Linked DNA regions of Homo sapiens: region 1 is linked to region 2. The links are chromatin contacts, found by Hi-C or POLR2A ChIA-PET in ENCODE. All regions are on one chromosome and are shown on one strand. The core of a region is the stretch at or near the end of the contact, and the rest is flanking DNA. Distances in the headings are between cores, read along the strand shown. Region 1 has its middle 80 kb from the start of ERBIN. Region 2 has its middle 40 kb from the start of ERBIN.

Region 1 (4,370 bases), core at 1,737-4,236, 41 kb after region 2:
CATCAAGCTACCACTGACTTTCTTCACAGAATTGGAAAAAGCTACTTTAAATTTTATATGGAACCAAAAAAGAGCCCAAGTAGCCAAGATGATCCTAAGCAAAAAGAACAAAGCTGGAGGCATCACGCTACCTGACTTCAAACTATACTATAAGGCTACAGTAACCAAAACAGCATGGTACTGGCATCAAAACAGATATATAGACCAGTGGAACAGAACAGAGGCCTCAGAAATAACACCACACATCTACAACCATCTGATCTTTGACAAACCTGACAAAAACAAGCAACGGGGAAAGGATTCCCTATTTAATAAATGGTGTTGGGAAAACTGGCTGGCCATATGCAGAAAGCTGAAACTGGATCCCTTCCTTACACCTTATACAAAAATTAACTCAAGATGGATTAAAGACTTAAATATAAGACCTAAAACCATAAAAACTCTAGAAGAAAACCTAGGCAATACCATTCAGGACATAGGCATGGTCAAGGACTTAATGACTAAAACACCAAAAGCAATGGCAACAAAAGCCAAAATTGACAAATGGGATCTAATTAAACTAAAGAGCTTCTGCACAGCAAAAGAAACTACCATCAGAGTGAACAGCAACCTACAGAATGGGAGAAAATTTTTGCAATCTCTCCGTCTGACAAAGGGCTAATATCCAGAATCTACAATGAACTTAAACAAATTTACCAGAAAAAAACAAACCCATCAAAAAGTGGGCAAAGGATATGAACAGACACTTCTCAAAAGAAGACATTTATGCAGCCAACAGACACATGAAAAAATGGTCATCATCACTGGTCATCAGAGAAATGCAAATCAAAACCACAATGAGATACCGTCTCACACCAGTTAGAATGGCGATCATTAAAAAGTCAGGAAACCACAGATGTTGGAGAGGATGTGGAGAAATAGGAACACTTTTACACTGTTGGTGGGAGTGTAAATTAATTCAACCATTGTGGAAGACAGTGTGGTGATTCCTCAAGGATCCAGAACTAGAAATACCATTTGACCCAGGGATCCCATTACTGGGTATATACCCAAAGGATTATAAATCATGCTACTATAAAGACACATGCACACATATGTTTATTGCGGCACTATTCACAATAGCAAAGACTTGGAACCAACCCCAAATGTCCATCAATAATAGGCGCAATAAAGAAAATGTGGCACATATACACCATGGAATACTATGCAGCTACAAAAAAGGATGAGTTTATATCCTTTGCAGGGACGTGGATGAAGCTGGAAACCATCATTCTCAGCAAAATATCACAAGGACAGAAAACCAAATACTGCATGTTCTCACTCATAAGTGGGAATTGAACAATGAGAACACATGGACATAGGGAGGGGAACATCACACACTGGGACTTTTGTGGGGCGGGGGCCTGGGGGAGGGATAGCGTTAGGAGAAATACCTAATGTAAATGATGAGTTGATGGGTGCAGCAAACCAACATGGCACATGTATACCTATGTAAGAAACTTGCACGTGGTGCACATGTGCCCTAGAACTTAAAACATAATAATAATAAAAATTGATGATTTGAATAGTCATTTCTTCAAATAAGATATATAAATGGCCAAGAAGCACATGAAAAAGATGCTCAATGTCACTAATCATTAGGGAAATAAAAATTATACCCATGATGGAAGAAGTATACTTCATATGCACTAGGATGGCTACTATTAAAAAAACAACAACAACAACCAGAAAACAACAAGAGCTGGCAAGGATGTGAGGAAATTGGAACTATTGTGCATTGCTGGAGGGATAGTAAAATGGTACATCTGCTATAAAAAACAATATGGTGGTTCCTTAAAATATTAAACAGAGAATTTGCATATGTGATGGTTAATTTTATGTGACAACTTGACTGGGCCACCATGTGCCCAAATATTCGATAAAACATTATTCTGGGTGTGTCTGTGAAGGTGTTTCAGGATGAGATTAACATTTGAATCAGTAGACTCAGTAAAGTAGATTGCTCACCCCAATGTGAGTAGGCCTCATCCAACCCATTGAAGGCCCTGAATGGAACAAAAGGCTGAGTAGGGAAGGATTCACTGTATCTGATCTGATCTTTGACCTGGGACGTCAGTTTCCCCCTGCCTTTGGACTTGAACTTAAACTAGAACTTACACCATTGCCTCTTCTGGTTCTCAGGCCTTTGGACTCAGTGTGGAAATATATTATCAGTTCTCTTGATACTACAGCTTGCAAACTGCTGATCTTGGGACTTCCACTCCTGGGTAGTCCATTCTTCCATCCAAAAGAATGAAAACAAGGTCTTAGAGATTTACACACCAATGTTTGTAGCTGCATTGTTCACAGTAGTCAAAAGCTAGAAACAATTCAAATGTCCACTGATGGATGGATAAAGAAAATATGGCGGCCAGGAGTGGTGGCTCATGCCCGTAATCCCAACATTTTAGGAGGCCGAGGCAGGAGGATCACCTGAGATCAGGAGTTCGACACCAGCCTGATCAACATGGAGAAACTGTGTCTCTACTAAAAACACAAAATTAGCCAGGTGTGGTGGCACATGCCTGTAATCCCAGCTACTCGGGAGGCTGAGGCTGGAGAACTGCTTGAACCCAGAAGCGGGAGGTTGTGGTGAGCCAAGATTGCACCACTGCACTCCAGCCTGGGCAACAGGAATGAAACTCTGTCTCAAAAAAAAAAAAAAAGAAAGAAAATATAGTGTGTGTGTGTGTGTGTGTGTGTGTGTGTGTGTGTGTGTAATATTATTCAGCCTTAAAAAGGGAAGGGAATTCTTAACATAACATAGATGAATCTCGAGGCTAAGTAAATTAAGCTAGACACAAAGAACAAATGCTGTATGATTCCACTTATATAACATATCTAGGGTAGTCAAATTCATAGAGACAGAAAGTAGAATTGTGGTTGCCACAGGCTGGGTGGGAGGGCAAAATGAGTTGTTGTGTAATGGGTACAAGTTTCAGTTTTGCAAGAAGAGTTCTGGAGATAGATAGTGGTGATGATTGCACAACAATGTGAATATGTTTAATGTCACAGAACTGTATATTTAAAAGTGCTTTAAGTGGCAAATTTTATGTTATGCTATTATCTTATCTCAATTTAAAAAACAACTGTTAGGCTGGGCATAGTGGCTGTAATCCCAGCACTTTGGGAGGCCAAGGAAGGAGGATTACTTGAATCCGGGAGTTCAAGACCAGCCTGGGCAACATGGCAAAACCCTGTCTCTAAAAAATACAAAAATTAGCCAGTTAGCTCGGTGTGGTGGCATGTTCCTGTAGTCCCAGCTACTCGGGAGGCAGGGAGGATCACTTGAGCCCAGGAGGTGGAGATTGCAGTGAGATGAAATTGCGCCATTGCAATCCAGCCTGGGTGAGAGAGTGAGACACTGTTTCAATAAAAATAAAAATAAAATAAAAAACAATTGTTCTCTACATAGAGGTATGTATTCGTTTATTTATTTATTTATTTATTTATTTATTTATTTATTTATTTTTTAAGAGACAATCTATCACCCAGGCTGAAGTGCAGTGGGAGGATCATAGCTCCCCATGCCCGGCTAATTTTTTTTTTTTTTTTTAGAGACAGGGTCTTGCTATCTTGCCCAGGCTGGTCTCAAACTCCTGGGCTCAAGCAATCCTCTCACTTCAGCCTCCCAAAACACTGGGATTGTCAGAGGCATTTGAACCAGAGCAACTCCATCTTGGAAAGGGGCTGGGTAAAATGAGGCTGAGACCTATTGGGCTGCATTTTCAGACAGTTAAGGCATTCTAAGCCACAGGATGAGATAGGAGATTGGCACAAAATACAGGTCATAAAGACCTTGCTGATAAAACAAGTTGCAGTAAAGAAGCTGGCCAAAACCCACCAAAACCAAGATGGCGATGAGAGTGGCCTCTGGTTGTCCTCACTGCTACACTCCTGCCAGCAGCATGACAGTTTGCAAATGCCATGGCAACGTCAGGAAGATACCTATGTGGTCTAAAAGGGGAGGCATGAATAATCCACCCCTTGTTTAGCATATCATCAAAAAATAACCATAAAAATGGGCAACCAGCAGCCCTTAGGGCTGCTCTGTCTATGGAGTAGCCATTCTTTATTCCTTTACTTTCCTAATAAACTTGCTTTCATTTTAGTCTGTGGACTGGCCCCTAATTCTTTCTTGTGTAAGATCCAAGAACCCTCTCTTGGGGTCTGGATAAGAACCCCTTTCCAATAACAGGACTACAGGCATGAGCCACCATGCCTGGCCTTATATCTATTATGACTAAGGAAGATCTAACTTGTCAGAAAACTATCTAAAGCCTTTAAAAAACAGAAAACTTAGATTCATCTCAATTCATATTCTCTTGCCC
Region 2 (4,311 bases), core at 1,288-3,787:
CCAACATGGCAGTAACAGAAACCAATGTTGAGCCACCACTGCAACACCATCCCCAAGAGACCAGACAGCTACTTGATGAGAAGTTGAATAGAGTGGGCCCCTTCCACTCAATTTTTTTGGACAGTAATAGATAAACGTTTTGGTTATATGTTAGCTTTTCCTGCTTACAGAGCCTCTGCCAGCACTATCTTCCAAGAGCTTATGCAGTATTTGATCCACCAACTGAATTCCACATAATATCCATCTGACCAGAAGACCAATTTTTTGTTTGTTTGTTTGTTTGTTTGTATGTTTTTTGTTTTTTTGAGATGGAGTCTCACTCTGTCCCCCAGGCTGGAGTGCAGTGGTGTGATCTCGGCTCACTGCAACCTCCGCCTCCCAGGTTCAAGCAATTCTCCTGCCTCAGCCACCCGGGTAGCTGAGATTACAAGTGGCACCACCATGCCCGGCTAATTTTTTTGGATTTTTAGTAAATACATGGTTTCACCATGTTGGTCAGGCTGGTCTTGAGCTCCTGACTTCGTGATCCGCCCGCCTTGGCCTCCCAAAGTGCTGTGATTACAGGCGTGAGCCACCGCCCCCAGCCCAGAACACATCCCCTTTTTACAGCAAAGGAGATGTGACAGTGGGCCCATGACCTTGGAATTTCCCTGGTCTTCATCACATACCGAACCAACCAGAAGCTACTAGCCAGATAGAGAATTGGAATGGTTTGCTGAAAACGTGCTTAAGCACCAGCTCAAAGCCAATAATTTGTGAGGATGGGGCATTATCCTCCAGGGTGCAGTGTCCCAGTGGGAAGAATCATGAGACTGAGAACCAAGGGGCAGAAGAAGGAATGATCCTACTTATTATCATTCCCAATGACCCATCTAGGGACTTTGTGCTGCCCATCTGCATTGCATTAGTTTCTGCAGGGTTAGAGATTCTGATCCCCACAGGAAGAACACTGCCTTCAGGAAACACAATAAGAGTCCTGTTGAACCATAAGCAGGTTGTCCTTGAGCACTTCGAGCTCCTTGCATTGAGGGACCAGCAGACAAGAAGAGGAGTCACTCTCTAGGCAAAGATAATTGACTGATTATCAGAAAGAGACAGGGCTGCTAGTACACAATAGGACATGGACGACTATGTTGTGGAACTCAGGTAATCTACTTGGGCATCCTTGTTACCTCCTTGCCAAATGGTGATGGAAATAGACAAAGGAAGTGTCCCTTGCCTGAGAAGGACATGGAGACCATGGGCTCATTCCCCTTAGGAATGATAGTCTGGGTCATGCCACCAGGTAAGCCACCAAAACCAGTAGAGATGTTAGCTGAGGGCCCAGGGATTTTAGAATGGTTAAGAGAAGAGATAAAGTGAGTACCAGTTGCAGTCTCAAGACCAGTCACAGCAGCAGGTGTAGTTTGTTCCACCAACCTTCCCCTTCTAAGGAAGACAGCCCCATTCATACATGAAGCAATGAATCCAAGTAGCACATGGGGTAGTCTATGCTGAACATGGAGATGATCTGCCCAGATCCCCCTGTGAGGAAAGATTTGCTGTCTCAGCTGCTGGGAATGCAATTGACAGACAGCCTTCAACTGTCAGTTCTTGTAGAAATTGGCTCAGCTGCAGAAATCCCCCCTACCAAGGTTACATCCCTCTGGAGGTAGTCCTTATCCAATGACTGGAGTGAGAGTACAAATGTCTGGCTACTTTGGCTCACTGTGGGATAACCCTGAGGAGCCATTTCAGCTCCAGAGCTCCCCTTAGAATTGGCTGAGGCTGCCAGGCTGGCATCACAGCTTGGCTTCTCCCTCTGCCTGATTCTTCCTTCTCTTCTTTCCTAATAAATATCCCAAACACTAAGCTGTGTTTCGGAGTCTGCCTCCCAGGGCACCCAAACTGCAAGTAGAGAATCCTGTTTCCCGGAGTTTCCCTCATCTGCTAATTTCTTTTGTTAGTGACGTCCACGTGAGGTCTATAGGTTGCCTTGTGCAGAGCTGGCACCTCACCTGTCTGAGCCACCACAACCCTGCATTTATTCCTTTCATTACAGCACTCACCACATCACGTTGAATTGTCATCTATGTTACTGTGTTAGTCTTTTCCTCTGAATGATTCGTCTCATTCAGGAAACCAGGGACCCTTTCCTCACCAACTTTTGTGTTCCCAGCACCTAGTGCATATTCAGTGCTTAAACGGTGTTGTTGAATAGTGATGAGTGATGGGAGAAGGCTTAGCCTTAAACAGGCTTTTTGTTTGACTTCTGGAAGTTCTAAGCCTTTATATAAAAAAGTGAAGATCTTTATTAGACTATTTGCTAAATTTGGCTCTGCATCAAAAACAGTCATACTGATCACATCAGAATTTATTTTCCCTTTGTGTTTGAGTATGAATCAAATGATAAGTGGCTACCAGCAGCAAAGGATTTTCCAAGCAAGGGTGAAGGGTGAATATCCTGGAAGTCAGTGCCTTCCTGGTGACATAGCAGTTGTCATTTACTAAGAAGCTGCTGTGCTCCAGGCATAATGCTCAGCCCATGAGTCAGAGAGAGAGAGAGAGAGAGAGAGACAGAGAGAGAGAGAGAGAGAGAGAGAGACAGAGAGAGACAGAGAGAGGGAGAGAGAAGACCATCCTACCCTAGGCAGGCTAATCTAATGTGGAAGACAGGTAAGTAAATAACTTGCAACCGGGCGCGGTGGCTCACGCCTGTAATCCCAGCACTTTGGGAGGCCGAGGCGGGCGGATCACGAGGTCAGGAGATCAAAACCATCCTGGCTAACATGGTGAAACCCCGTCTCTACTAAAAATGCAAAAAATTAGCCGGGTGCCTGTAGTCCCAGATACTCGGGAGGCTGAGCCAGGAGAAAGGCATGAACCCGGGAGGCGGAGCTTGCAGCGAGCCGAGATAGTGCCACTGCAGCCGGCATGGGCGAAAGAGCAAGACTCCGTCTCAAAAAATAAAAAATAAAATAAAGTAAAAATAACTTGCATGTAGATAAACCATGTTCTTCCTCAAACACCTGTGACAGCATCAGTACCAGGATGAGAGTGAAATGTGAAGCAGCAAGGATTCTTTGAAGTGAGATAATAAAAGCCAACAATAACCTGACTTTCAGGGGACACACACACACACACACACACACACACACACACATTATATAGGCCAACTGCATTGGCCAGTTTACCTCTGAGTTCCCCTTCCTCAGCAGTGTAGGAAGGAGCAACCTTGCGTTTCCTCCAGTGGTAAGGGTGCCACGAATGTAGTGGCACAGAACATAGTCCCAGGCCAAGGTGCTGGATACATGGGTGGAACTTCATTTCCTGAAATTTGGGAGTGGAGTGGGCAAGTCTGGAACCCTAAAGGAAAGGAGGAATTACAGGGGTAAGATTAGGTACTAACAAGACTTGGCCACATCAACGCAACACACCACATGGGAGGCCTGGGTTCAGTCCCCGGCCCATTAAAAAAAAAAAAAAAAAGGCCGGGCATGGTAGCTCATGCCTGTAATTTTAGCATTTTGGGAAGCTGAGGCCAGTGGATCACTTGAGGCCAGGAGTTCAAGACCAGCCTGGCCAACAGGGCAAAACTCCGTCTCTGCTAAAAATACAAAAATTAGCTGGGTGTGGTGGTGTGCACCTGTAATCCCAGCTACTCAGGAGGCTGAGGCATGAGAATAGCTTGAACCCAAGAAGGCAGAGGCTGCAGTGAGCTGAGATTGTGACACTGCACTCCAGCCTGGGTGACAAAGCAAGACTCTATCTCAAAAAAAAGAAAGAAGGAAGGAAGGAAAGGAAAGGAAAGGAAAGGAGAGGAGAGGAGAGGAGAGGAGAGGAGAGGAGAGGAGAGGAGAGGAGAGGAGAGGAGAGGAGAGGAGAGGAAAGGAAAGGAAGAAAGAAAGGCAGGAAAGGAAAGGAAAGGAAGAAAGACTTGGCCACAAAAGCAAAGTCAGAGTCCTTTCCTGCCTGGAAGGACTAGAAGCAGCAATGATTTTGCTGAACACCATGGAGCTAATGGCCCTGGATCTGTGACTCTTCTGGTCTAAGAACAAGCTCTGTGGTGGGATTAAACTACAAGTAAGGATTGTTGTGTGACTGTGTGACCCTGTTTTATAAAAGGAGCCAGAGCAATCCATTAGAACTACCACCTGAGGCCATATAAACCAAGGGAAACCAGCTCTCATCAAGGAAGTAGCCCGAAACCTTAAACTAGTTTTTGTTGTATTTTTTTTAAAGTTTTTAAATTGAAACATAATAATTGTACAGATTTGTGGGGTATGTGTGGTATTTTGATACATACATACAATGTGTAATGATCTAATCAAG

Evidence for each region. A loop is a pair of places that touch in the nucleus more often than their neighbours do. ChIA-PET counts read pairs that join two places held with the same protein, here RNA polymerase II (POLR2A). Pooled maps may share reads with other maps.
Region 1: a loop to region 2 is called in a map of dorsolateral prefrontal cortex, with 2.2 times the contacts of the local background. The contact joins two enhancer-like sites. A Hi-C loop is called at or near these places in 3 of 168 maps with a recorded cell type or tissue (A673, dorsolateral prefrontal cortex and endothelial cell of hepatic sinusoid) and 2 of 50 pooled maps. POLR2A ChIA-PET finds 5 or more read pairs at or near these places in 6 of 52 experiments (AG04449, CD8-positive, alpha-beta T cell, GM10248 and 3 more).

The regions. Positions count from the first base shown.
Region 1 is chr5:65,844,072-65,848,441 of GRCh38, reverse strand. No RefSeq gene overlaps it. Among named protein-coding and RNA genes, the nearest start is that of ERBIN, 80 kb to the left of the region's middle. Within about 2 kb of position 2,986, at least 2 of the 41 ENCODE cell types and tissues checked have a DNase peak (open chromatin) inside an H3K27ac peak, as active enhancers do.
Region 2 is chr5:65,884,302-65,888,612 of GRCh38, reverse strand. No RefSeq gene overlaps it. Among named protein-coding and RNA genes, the nearest start is that of ERBIN, 40 kb to the left of the region's middle. Within about 2 kb of position 2,537, at least 2 of the 41 ENCODE cell types and tissues checked have a DNase peak (open chromatin) inside an H3K27ac peak, as active enhancers do.